2 separate regions of the Homo sapiens genome follow, and region 1 is linked to region 2. A link is a contact called in ENCODE Hi-C or POLR2A ChIA-PET data. All regions are on one chromosome and are shown on one strand. Each heading gives the region's core, a stretch centred on a gene start or an enhancer-like site at or near the end of the contact. The rest is flanking DNA. Distances are from core to core; before and after follow the strand shown.

The links. Hi-C counts contacts between places; a loop is a spot of excess contacts on that map. ChIA-PET counts read pairs that join two places held with the same protein, here RNA polymerase II (POLR2A). Pooled maps may share reads with other maps.
Region 1: a map of transverse colon shows a loop between it and region 2 (4-fold over the local background). The contact joins the promoter of PDE4B-AS1 here to the enhancer-like site in region 2. A Hi-C loop is called at or near these places in 4 of 168 maps with a recorded cell type or tissue (dorsolateral prefrontal cortex, endothelial cell of hepatic sinusoid, head of caudate nucleus and 1 more) and 3 of 50 pooled maps. POLR2A ChIA-PET finds 5 or more read pairs at or near these places in 1 of 52 experiments (activated CD4-positive, alpha-beta T cell).

The regions. Positions count from the first base shown.
Region 1 is chr1:66,045,252-66,052,140 of GRCh38, reverse strand. It overlaps PDE4B-AS1 (PDE4B antisense RNA 1), which reads left to right and starts at 1,423. Exons shown (of 3, transcript NR_123718.1): 1 at 1,423-1,610; 2 at 5,880-5,915. All of the region lies in intron 3 of PDE4B (phosphodiesterase 4B), which reads right to left.
Region 2 is chr1:65,974,108-65,980,612 of GRCh38, reverse strand. The region is part of intron 3 of PDE4B (phosphodiesterase 4B); the gene reads right to left. Among named protein-coding and RNA genes, the nearest start is that of PDE4B-AS1, 73 kb to the left of the region's middle. Within about 2 kb of position 1,297, at least 3 of the 41 ENCODE cell types and tissues checked have a DNase peak (open chromatin) inside an H3K27ac peak, as active enhancers do; they include dorsolateral prefrontal cortex, where a contact is called at or near this core.

The DNA of each region.
Region 1 (6,889 bases), core at 174-2,673, 71 kb before region 2:
CAGACTGTGAATTGAAGTTTAGCATGCAGGATGTTTATTAAGAACTGTCTTGTTGGACTCAACAACATGAAAGGGATGAGGAAGAAGCAGGACTGGCAGAAGAAAAGCTGAGCTTCAATGCAGGCCCCACCACCTTGGTAAACCCAACAGAACCTCAGAAGATGGCCATACCTTTATACCCCAACCTTCATCAGCTATGAAAGTAGGCTGCCCTAAGGAGTGAATAGTATGACTTTGGATAAAAAGGCAGGAGCTGGGAAGTGTTTCTTTTAAGAGGTATCTGGATGCTACATCACCTTGTCTACCACAATACATGAGTGATAATAATCTATAAGTAAACATTTCCAGAAAACATATCAAATGTTATAGAAAAACGTTATATCTTCTATTCTTGATATAAAATTCTGCTTGGCAATTTATCCAAATCAGCAAATAACCAAATAATATCAACCCTATTTGAGATGTTTTTGAAGGTCAAAAGTAGCATTTTAATAGCATCTATTCATTCACTTTGTAAACTGTCATCTAATTATATATTTACATATATATAATAAATGTTTTCTACCTCTGTTCACAGTCTTCAAACATGAACAAATTATTCTTTTTCAGCGAGAGGAATAAAGGAAAAGAAATCTTCTCTTTTCTCTTCATTCTGAAATACTAAAATGAATAATTTATATTCCCAGATTCCGTTCCCTAATCTTTCCCCCAAAATAGAAATGTTCACTCCATGGAGCAGGGTTTGAATTTGGTTCTCTCCTATACTGACCCAATAATCATGAGGTTGCTATTAGTTTCCCTATTTTAAGGTGAGGTCGAGTGACTTGTCACAGATTCTAATACTCATTATTCAAACACATTTTCTATCACAATCTTCAATACTTTCACTTATTTTGTTTTCTTTCAAATTTAATTTTTTTTAATTTTATTATTATTATACTTTAAGTTTTAGGGTACATGTGCACAACGTGCAGGTTTGTTACATATGTATACATGTGCCATAAGAGAGACTTCAGGATACAAAAAGTTGTTCCAAAGGCAAAAACATACTTATACTTTAGAAGAAAATTTAACTTTTAAAAACAGAAAAGTCATCATTTCTTTGTACCCACACAAGTGGTGATCCAGTTTTTTACATTTCCATTGGGAATTTTCTGTGTCTAGATTCCTCACTCTGCCTCAGGCTGTTCTTTTCTTAATTCAGTCCTTCCTGTGTAGTTTCTTTATTCTCATTTCATGGCACCTCTTCCTCCCATTGCTTTTCCCTTCCTCATTTTTCAGTCTGTCCTTTGGATGTCCATGACAGGGGCAGCATTTGTTTCTATAGTAACGATGATGCTCCTTCACGGATCTCCAATACCTCGATGTTCTAACACAGCCATTCAGGATACCCTGCCTTTCATCATTTTTAGTCAGACAGGAAAAACTGAAGGGATTCTTTTTAACAAAGGTGTATCTCAGAACAGAATCAACGTTACATGTTTTCTTGGCCCTGTTAAGTATGCTGTACATCTGGAGGCATTGCTTTTAAAGTAGAGCATGGCTTTGCAATACAAGATTAACATTCTTCCCAAAGTCTATACGGCATTGCGAATATCATACATTAGTAGGTAAATTTAAATGAAATACTTTATGTATGTAGGTGTGTGTGTGTGCATACATGTAAAATCACTAAATATATATGGAGAAATCAACACTGTCCATTATACTTTCTTAGAATTTATTAGGTTCTCACAAAGTTGAGCCAAGAGGCCACTGCTTTGTTTTCCAAATGTCCCAAATTCTATTTCTGCTAAATGATGTCACTAATGTCATGGTTACAACAATACTGCACAGAGCCTCCTTCCTGCCACTGGCCACCGATACAATAGATCATTTAAGCAGCTGAGTCATTAGTAAAAACAATAGATTTTTCTACTGATACTCAATTGAACATATATTTCCAATTGAACATAGAATTCATGGAAATAAATTTTAAAGTTTCCTCATATTATATTAGACAACAGTGTATATCCTGTATTCTTTAATTTGTTGAGGATATAATCTGTCTCCATAAATCCGTATGCTGAATCTCTGAATCAAAGAAACCTAGGTAAAAGGGACTTTTTGTTGCCTATGTCCCAAAACTACTGTCTTTTTGAATTATTCTTCTAAAAATAGTTTTAAATGTATTATTTATTTGTGTGGAGTTTTCACACTACTTTAATTCCTAGCAGTTGTGTGGGAAACGTAAATACATTTTTTTCATCTCTAAAGCAAAAGGTAACCCGGGATCCAATTCGTATTTATACAAAATTAAAGTGAAAGGCATTTTGAGGATGTACACGGTGGTTGAAATGCTGAAATTAAGTTCTTGGCATTACTGGTATCCAACCCCACCTTGCTGCCTTCCACATTTATACATTCAGGAAGCCCCATACCACACTGCAAATGGGCATATCACTTCATTTCCTGCTCTATTCTCTTGAAGGATTATTTAGGAAATCCATGCATATGTGGCCCAGTTTTAGAAAATATCATGTCAGCATACTAATTTTAATACAAATAAGTTACATGTTAATTACATGAGTTTTCATGTTTTTAAATATTAAACGTAGGTCTAGTTGAAAAACCTCCAGAAATAGCCAGGTCTCTTACTTAGATACTCTCTTCAGCACCCTCTATTATTTGGTGAGGCATCCTAAGAAGGTATTTTTGTTACTCAAACCATACTACTCCTGTTTTAAAGCCCATCAGCTGGCAATACTAACACAGACACCACACTCCCACTCTTTTCCCTCTGCCAACAACCAGGCATGGGAAATGTATGAAATCCATGAGGGTAACTGACCTGACAGTTGTAACATTCAGAGATTGTAGCTTTTCCATTCACAATATCTGAAATGAATTTTAGATGATGCTATTTAAAGCAGCACCTCAATTTTACATGTGAAGAAACTGAGGCAAAGAGTAGTGACTTTGTCATGATTAGGATTCAGGTTCACAATAGAATTTAGAGTAGAGCCTAATCTCCTTATTCTACACTTACGATATTTCCACTCTCAGAATAACAATTAATAAATATTTAAAAGTTTACTCAAATATAAGATATGGAGATGTGCTAGATGTAAAAGCACCAAGTTCCGGGGGCCAATGCATTACTGGATAAATCATAGTAGATAGATTGACTAAAGACGGAGAGCTAATTCATTAAGCATTTCTTCCCATCTCCCCAACAATGTAACTTAAAAATGGAGGTGTCTACACTTACCTCTTCACTTCATCCATCACTCACTTACTGATATGTTAAGAGTGGACTTCTTGTGTGTCCTCTGACCTATCAGTGAAAAGGAAGTGATCTCAAGTAGCCTCCCAAACAAAAATATTTAGATATTTTCAAAGATATTATCAGTTATAAAACATCCGAGAATGAAGAGTAATAGGCTGTGAATCAGAAGACTCTATTCCAGCATCTCCACTGCTCCTTGACTATGTGCCCTTGAGAAAGTCAACTCTACTTGGCCCCAGCATCCACAACTATAAAATAAAGGAGCTAGATTAGACAATTACAAAATGCCCACAAGTTCCGTGGTTTATTTCTCCTAGACTACTTTCTTTGTAGTGTAAATCATGTTTAGCATGAAAGTTACACCTTCCAGATAATTATTTTAAAGCATATTGAATGCCATATTTACATTGCTCTATTCTCCCAAATCAAATAATATCTGGTCAAGATTTTTCACCAGCATCCCCAAGTCATAAAAGGATATGATCGTGGGAGCCTGTTTTATTGACTGCAAGAAAAGATTATTCATTATTATGTAGGAGGACAGTGGAGTTGATTGCTCCTTAGCTGTCAGGAAATGGCTCATCTATAAGACTTGGAGTATGGGGGTGGTGCAAAAGGAAAAGTTTACTCATAAATACAAGTGATGCCTGGATAATGGAAGTTTAGTGATCAAAAGCCAAAGGAAGTGATAATGGCAGTCACCCAAACATTGCATTCAGAGGCTAGTACAGGAGGTACAGCAATGAGAGAACCGTGAGCTTTCTGCTTAAGTGAAGTGACAAGTTACTGTGAGGCAACACATACAAGAGGATACTGGAAGCAAGTCTGAAAATAGCAATGGTCTGCCAAGGACAAACTGTAGACGCCATCCAAAGAAAGAACGTGTATGCATGCTCTGTGGAAATGATTCGTCTGTCACTTAACAGCCATTAGCTCTTCATACCCACAGATGGCCATCACCAGTATTAACAAGACACAAGTGCTAAGTAAACAAGCAACACTTCCCTTGTCAGGACAGGACAGCTAATGTTGGGGTGAAATTTATTTAATTGCATTTATGAACTGCTTCTTCAAAGGGTCTGAACTTATACCACAAAAGTAGGAAAGGCCAAAGTCTTAGCACAGTCAATTATGGTCATGTTCAGTGAAAGCTCACGGTAACAGATAGAAAGGATATTGCCCCATCATCTTCAGAGACCATCCATATAGCCTTGGAGTTATGAGTCTAAAGCATGAAAAACTATATGGAACTTTCTGCCACCTCTAAAATATTTAATTCAGCTCTACACTTACTGGGCATAACAAATTATCTCAGAACATCCATATGGAACACACTGAGCAACACTGGGCTGGAGCTCAGCATACCTGGTATAGTAGCTAGGAATAAAGTCTGGAGATCTGACTGACTCAGTTGTACAGGGACTTCTAGGCTAGTCTAAGGAAAATTATGTTTCCTTCTCTTTGGATAACAACAATAACAGCCACCTTAGAAGCCAGGCATTGCTTCTAAGATATTTTCATATATTAACACCTATAATCCACTCAATAACCCAGTAAGGTAGGTGTCATTTTATCCCTATTTAACAGATGAAGAAACTGAGGCAAATAAAGGTTAAGTAGAATATAACCAGTAAGCAGCCTGGAGTCCAACTAAATCAGTCAAACTCCATGGTTCCTGCATTAATCCCTATGCTGGGCTGTCTCTCAAAGGAAGAACAGAAAGCTTAAAAGATGGCATGTTTCACCAGTCTTGCCACATTTCTCATAGGAATCACTGATTGTCTTAAAAAATATCAAGGAAATCACAGGAATTAATACTCTAAAGTTAATATTTGCTATTCTTTAAATAAAACAATTTATAAAATCCTATTTATTCTTAGTTTTGCTATCTTGTTTCTGTGCATAGACATCAAATAGATAAAAATCTAATTAAAGTTCAGAAAAGTTTATCTGCATTGATTCATTATAGATTTCAAGATTTTGGTTCTTAAAGAGTATGCTAGAGCCCATTGTATCTGAATATTGGAGGATATTCTATTCAGGAAGGCACTAAAAGAGTGAATAGCAGAGGGGGATAATATTCCTAAGTGAAGCAATGTTACACATTTCTTTCCTCATTGAGTAGCCTCCCTCACTCCTTACTGTTAATGATTACAGTCATTATTCCACTCTTATGGCCAAAAACATGTAATTCCCGATAATTCAGAGTCTTCTTGGTTTAAAATGGAAAATATTTTACGCAGATAAGAAATAACAAGTGCTGACTTTCGCCAGACATGATTGCTTAATTTACCACCAGGAACAAAGGTTCTGGGATGTATCTTGCTCACTCCTGATTCTCTTTGAATTCTGATTTCATCTCTATCATATTTCTTCACGTTGGGAGATATTAGAATGAGTACAGATAGTTTTGGAATATGGCTAAAGGAAAGTTGAACTGAAGAAATACTGAGTTTGTGCTTATATAAAATACATTTCTTTTTCTCAATTTTGTGAGGTTTGTGGCTTGTCATTTTATTAAAGTGTGTAACCTTGTGATTTATTCTCTCATTTTAAATAAATATTTACTTTCATACCTGCTTTTGAATTAATAATTTTACTTTATTTTCAGGCCCCACAAAATCTGCATCTGTTCCTGCTGCTCAAGGTAAACATTTAGAACTCTCCATATCACGTACATTTAATAAATATTTCTCTAAATTTTCTCTCCTCCATCTCTATCGCTATGGACCCAATCTAAAGCTTCATCCTATCCAGCTCAGATGACAACAATCACTTCCTAACTGGTTTTCCTGCCTCCACTGTTGCCCCTTTCAAATATCTCTTCTGCACTGTTGCTACAGAATAATTCATCTAAAATAAACACACTCCAAAAGCAGCCCATCATGTGTAAAATCAAGTCTGATTCCCTAGCATGGTCTCATTTGTGGTATGGTTCTCACCCTTACAGCCTGCCCTCCTTCCACTCCCCATCTCTCTCATGTCTATGCTCAGCCTTATTTAACTATACATGGTTCCTAGAACACAGCATTTATTTGCACATCTCTCAGCCCACTGCCTATCACGTTCATTCCCATATTCTTAGTCAGACTCTTAATCATGGTGGGAGATTTGCTTTTCAAGAACATCTTTTCTTTGATTGAATCTCGTCTATATCATTTCACAATCATCTATATATATATTACATCTTTATGTCCCTGCCCCCCACTTTAACATGGGCATCTTGGGGGATGAGCATGCGTCTTAGCCATCTTTGTGGTGAAGAACCTGAGTATCTTCCATATAATAGACACTTCATCAATGCTTCATGAATTTCCTGCTACATTCTTGAATAAAATTAGGAAGTACAAGCCAGGAAAGTATTTTTGCAGGAGAAATTTCTGATAAGACTCAGTTCAGAAAGACATGCTAGAAAGAGATATTTGAGGAAACTTAGGGACTTTGATTATATTTCTAACTTTGAGTTAAGGGTGCCTTCTCTTTGGGAATCAGCATTAGCTCAGGGGAGCCAGAGGAGTTAGATTAGACTTCAAAACAGAAGAAACAGACATTTGGTGACTAAGTGCTACTTTGAGATTCTAAAATGAAGGGAGTACCCACAAAAAATTGAAAAGAAAAATT
Region 2 (6,505 bases), core at 48-2,547:
ATCCAAATACGAACAAACTCAAAGTAAAGCATATTGAGAACACAAATGAGAATCAAATGAAAAGAAAAGAAACACCAACACCCCCCTTTTATAACAAGTGATTTATATTCTAAAGTCACAGCCTATGATTACAGTTGTAGATTCCATCAGATTTTTTTATAGCTAAGAAAATGTGCTTCTTAAGGCAGAGATCCAAATTTCTGAATCGTGACAGCAACAGCTGAAGACTAAAGATAGACAGTCAAAACACCATTTTTCTGTACATTTTCAGTTGTTAAAAAAGCAGTTACAGTACATTATGTATAAAACATATTGTTTTAACCCTATGATGGCTCTACTGGGGAAAAATTTATGACAGAAAATATTATTTTATACCTTCATTATATACACATATTTTTAAAAGTGGTGATGGTTTTTTGTGCATAATGTCGTGTTTTCAAATGTATTTTATATAGATGTGTATAATCATTATCAACAAAATATTCTTATTTCAAACAAATGTTGAATTTGTGGCACCCGTCTCATGGCGACTCACACTCACTTCAGGATCTGTTTGCTTTTACCTCTTTCTGGAAAGCTCTCTCTCTAGATCTTTCTATGGTTCTCTTCTGTTCATACGTCTTCTCCTCAGAAAGTCTGTCCCTAATGACCTGATGTAAAACAACAGCCCTGCCCTTTCTCGTACCTTCCTCAGCTTTAATCTCCTAACAGCTTCTGTCACTCACTCTCTGCCATTGCTATTGCCTGACACCTCCACTAGAATAAAAGCCCTGAAACAACAGAGACCTTTGGTGTTTCATTTACCTCAGTAACTCCAGCACCTAAAGCAGTGTCTGGCATAGAGCTGATGTTCAATAAATGCCTGCTTAATCAATAAAGACCACTTAGTTAAACTGCAAGCGCTTTCACTCCAGGGTCCCATTAAGGGCCTCCTGCTTCATCCTCAGTCACTTCAACCAAGTCCTTAAGCAAATTCATTTTTCAGCCACTGAGAAGAGGTGTAAAAAAACATGTGGAATGATAGACAACAGGCAAGATTAAGCCTTGCCTTGAATTTGCCACTATTGATGGCCTTTTAGCCAACACTGCTAGGGTACCACTGAACGCCTGACCTTCCATAAGCAGAAAAATATTGCAATTCTCTATTCCTTAGTGGGAACACATTTCACTAGACAGAAGGCAAAGCAGACATGAACTTGTGACCTTCCCAATGGAGTAGCGGCACCACCACCCAGCAGGATTCGCTCTTTCAGATAACACAATGGTAACACTGTGTACCAAGGAATGATTCACAGAGAAACAGGAGCTCCGCCAAAGGCAGGAAGGCAATCTGTACAGAATACTATATGCTGAGAGAGCTTTCTTTTCATTACAAAATGAGAAGCAAGCAGTTTGGGGGATGGTAACTGCCTAACTGACATTATATATCCCTTAGAAAGAAGACCCAGAATCTGTGAATCACTTCTTTTTTTCTGGAGTGAGGGTTCCAATAAGGACCTTCATTTCAGTAAAGTAATCAAGATGTTCTTTGAAGTTGATTTTCACAGTTTTTCAAAGCTCAATAAATATTGAAGAAAGATGAAGATGATGGATGATGATGATGATAGTAAAAACTAGGCAAACATTTCAAATACAAATGAGTTGGACGGCCAAAAATATTTGTTAAAGCAGTAACAATTATGGGGATAAATAAAGCAGTAATAATTATAACAGATTTTATACATCTGTTAAAATCCCAGATGTATAAAAAAGGAATGAGATGCCAAGGTGAGAGACCTATAAATCTGCATAAAATTCTAAATGATTCAGTATTCAAAACATTGAACTTGTTGTCAAGGAGATTTATGGTAAGCATAGTAATTCTCTTTTCAATTCTAAGCTATCATTTATACTGTCCAAAAACACTACATTATAATTAAGAACTATTTTGCCATAGATAACATATTTCCTAAACAGTACTCTTGATATTTTTATTAAGATTACTAAGCACAAAAATACAGTAATATATAAAGAATCTGCATGTGAAAATACTTGGGGAAACAAATTAAACCTCTGGTAAACTGAAGAGCAATCATGGAGGAGAATGACCTAAGTGAGTGAATTATTTATAAGGAGTCTGTGTTTTGAGATCAAACCTAAGCCAGGTTCTTCATCATCCTTGAGAAATTCCTTCAGGCTTTCTGTTTCTCAGTGCCTTATCCATAGATGTAAATGTTCGGACCAAGTATTCTTCAGGGCAATTCAAGTGAACTAATAAGTGAAAATTTAAAATTAAATGGTAGTGCACCCAGGAGCAGTGTCTCATACTGGTAATCCCAGTACTTTAGGAGGCCAAGGCGGGTGGATCACCTGAGATCAGGAGTTCGAGACCAGCCTGGCAAACATGGTGAAACCCCATCTCTACTAAAAATACAAAAATTACCCGGGTGTGCTGGTGGGCGCCTGTAATCCCAACTACTCTGGAGGCTGAGGCAGGAGAATCACTTGAACCTGGGAGGCGGACGTTGCAGTGAGCTGAGACCGCACCATTGCACTCCAGCCTGGGCAACAAGAGCAAAACCCCATCTCAAAAAAAAAAAAAAAAAAATTAAAAATTAAATTAAATTAAAATTAAATGGTGCTGCATTTACAACGCAATCTGGCACAAATATTTGAATAGTATACTCCTTTGCAGGATGTAAAATATGCTCTAAGTATTATCACATTCATTTAAAAATATTACCTGTAAAGAGGGAAATCCCAGCCTAATGTGGCTCCACAGCTTTTATACACAGTTACCTGCTGGATTACCATTTGTGCACTTCTCCAAACTCAAAGTAAAAAAGTAAAACTTTCTCCTTAGTGCCTAAAGCAAGCTTTTCAGAGCAAAGAGCAAATATGGTATGCTGTATAGGATAACACAAAGTGAGTTTCTGAAGATTAGAATATGTAACAACAGTTCATGGAAGAAAGAACAAGAACTATACATCGCCATCTCCATTTCCCTATGGTACATAGAACAATGTTAGATCTGATTTTTTTATTACAAAGTGCACAAAGTACAAAAAGTACAGTGAATGTACATTCACTGAGGGGTTATTACTGCTAAATATTTGAAATATTTCTCAGGTAATGCTTCAAGTAATTCCATGATACAGGCTTTATTATTGGGAAAACTTCATTGAAAACAATTGAGTTTCAAGAATCTAGTAATGATGCTCTCAATGCTTTTTTCTCTGTAATTAAGTCTATGTTCTTTTCATTATGTCAGTAGTTCTCCAAATGTGGCTCCATGATTGGCACCAAAGGCATCACTTGAGTTTATATCTCTTAAAAGCTTTCTAAACCTGTTTAAAATATTGCTACCTACTGAATCAGAAACTCTGGGGAGTGGGACCCAGAAATCCCTTAACAAGTCTTCAGGTGAATCTGATGCACACCAATATTTGTGAACCACTGCATTCTGCCATGTTTTCAGAGTTGATAATCAAGGAATTCTAGCATATAATGAGACCAGAAGAAAAAGGGAGAATTATAACTAGTAGATCAAGTTTCCTAAAAATAGATTTACAGGGCTACAAGGTAGCTTCAGTTAACATAGTGAGTGTGAACTTTCTCAAACTCAAAAATGCTTATGATGGGATGAAAAATAGATCCTATCACATGTGTCAAGTCAAACTAGTTGGCTGTGACTACCTGAAACACTCTGTTAGTCCATTCTCACACTGCTATAAAGAACTACCTAAGACTGAGTAATTTATGAAGAAAAGAGATTTAATTGACTCACAGTTCTGCAGGCTGTACAAGAAGCATTGCTAGGAAGCCTCAGGAAACTTAAATCATGATGGAAGGTAAATGGGAAGCAAGCACGTCTTACCACAAGTGGGCAGGAGAGACAGAGAGATAAGCAGGAAGTGCCACACACTTTTAAATCATCAGATCTTATGAGAACTCACTCACTATCACAAGAACACCAAGGGGAAATCTGCCCCCATAATCTAATCACCTCTCACCAGGTCCCGCCTCCAATTTGACATGAGATTTGGTTGGGGACACAAACCCAAACCATATCATTCCATCCCTGGACCCTCCCAAATCTCATGACCTTCTCACATTTCAAAACCAATCATGCCTCCCCAACAGTCCCACAGAGTCTTAACTCATTCCAGCATTAACTCAAAAGTCCAAGTCCAAAGTCTAATCTGAGACAAGGCAAGCCCCTTCTGCCTATAAGCCTGTAAAATCAAACACAAGTTAATTACTTCCAAAATAAAATGAGGGTACAGGAATTATGTAAATGCTCCCATTCCAAAAGGAAGAAAGCAGCCAAACCAAAGGGGCTACAGGCACCGTGCCAGTCTGAAATCCAGCAGGGTGGTCATTAAATCTTAAAGCTGCAAAATAATGTCCTTAGACTCCATGTCTCTCATCCAGGGCATGCTGATTCAAGGGGTGGGCTCCCAAGGCCTTGGGCAGCTCTGCCACTGTGGCTTTACTGCATACAGCCCCTACATCTGCTTTCACAGGCTGGCATTGAGTACCTGAGGCTTTTCCAGGCACATGGTGCAAGCTGTCGATGGATCTACCATTCTGGGGTCTGGAGGACAGTGGTCCTCTTCTCACAGCTCCACTGGGCAGTGTCTCAGTGGGGACTCTGTGTGGGAGCTTCAACCCCACAGTTCCCCTCCACACTACCCTAGTAGAGGTTCTCCAGGAGGGCTCCACCCCTGAAGCAGACTTCTACCTTGACATCCAGATGTTTTCATACATCCTCTGAAATCTAGGTGGAGGTTTCCAATCCTCAACTCCTGTCTTCTGTGCACCTGCAAGCCCAACACCAGATGGAAGCCACCAAGGCTTGGGGCTTACTCCCCCTGAAGCAATGGCCTGAGCTGTACCCTGGCTCCTTTTAGCCACAGCTGGAGCTGGAGTGTCTGGGATGCAAGGTGCCTTGTTCCAAGGCTACAGACAGCAACAGGGCCCTGGGCCAGGTCCACAAAACCATTTTTCCCTCCTACACCTCTGGGCCTGTAATGGGAGCTGCAGTGAAGGTCCCTGAAATGCCCTGGAAACATTTTCCCCATTGTCTTGGCTATTATCATTCAGCTCCTCTTTCCTTATGCAAATTTCTGAAGTAGGCTTGAATTTCTACCCAGAAAATGGGTTTTTCTTTTCTACCACATGGCCAGGCTGCAAATTTTCTGAACTTTTACACTCTACTTCCCTTTTAAATATAAGTTCCAGTTTCAGATAATCTCTTTGCCCATGCATATGAGCATACACTTTTAGAAACAGCCAGGTTACATCCTGAATGCTTTGCTGCTTAGAAGTTTCTTCCACCAGATAGCCTAAATCATCTCTCAAGTTCAAAGTTCCACAGATCTCTAGGGCAGGTGCAAAATGCCACCAGTCTCTTTGCTAAAACATAGCAAGAGTCAACTTTACTCCAGTTCTGAATAAGTTTCTCATTTCCATCTAAGATCACCTCAGCCTAGACTTCATTGTCCATATCACTATCAGCATTTTGGTCAAAACCATTCAACAAGTCTCTAGGAAGTTCAACACTTTCCCACATCTTCCTGTCTTATTCTGAGTCCTCCAAACTGTTCCAACCTTTGAGCATTACCCAGTTACAAAAGTTGCTTCCACATTTTCAGCTGTCTTTATAAGAGTGCCCCACTCCCCCAGTATCAAATTTCTGTATTAGTCTGTTCTTATGCTGCTATAAACAACTACTTGAGACTGGGTAATTTATGAAAAAAAGAGGTATAATTGACTGACAGTTCACAGGATGTACAGGAAGCATGGCTAGGAGGCCTCAGGAAACTTACAGTCATGATGGAAGGTGAAAGGGAAGCAAGCGCATCATACTATGGTGAAGCAGAAGAGAAAGAGAGCAAGGGGGAAGTGCCACACACTTTAAACCATCAGATCTTGTGAGAGTTCACCCACTATCACAAGAACACCAAGGGAAATTCCACCCCCATGATTCATTCACCTCCCACCAGATCCCTCCTCCAATTCAATATGAGATTTGGGCAGGGACACAAATCTAAACCATATCACACTGACATGAGAAGGTTTGTGAGACTGCAATGAATAGAAACAAAGATGCCTTGATTAATAGGTAATGTCTGCCATGACCCAGGGAGAAGGGAATGGCAACACCCAAGCATTGTAGAGTGATCAACTATGAGCACCTATAGTTATGTTAACATCTGAATATTTCCTATATAATGAGCCAACTTAAAAATGCAGCTTTAGCAATCAGTAGTTTATTAGAAATAACAATGAGACCTTAATATAGAATCAGGTTGAAGCAATCCATGATAATTACAAATAGTCTATTTATTGTCATTGATCACATCATAATTATTGATAATGGTTTTTAAGAACATTTTTTAGTTTATTAAAAGTACTTTATTATCGCCACATGTAAGGAGGAAATCTCTAAGTAGAAATTGGAAAAGAGGGCAACCGTGATCTAAAATTTCCATCTTGGTGACATAAAAATTATTCCAGGCCA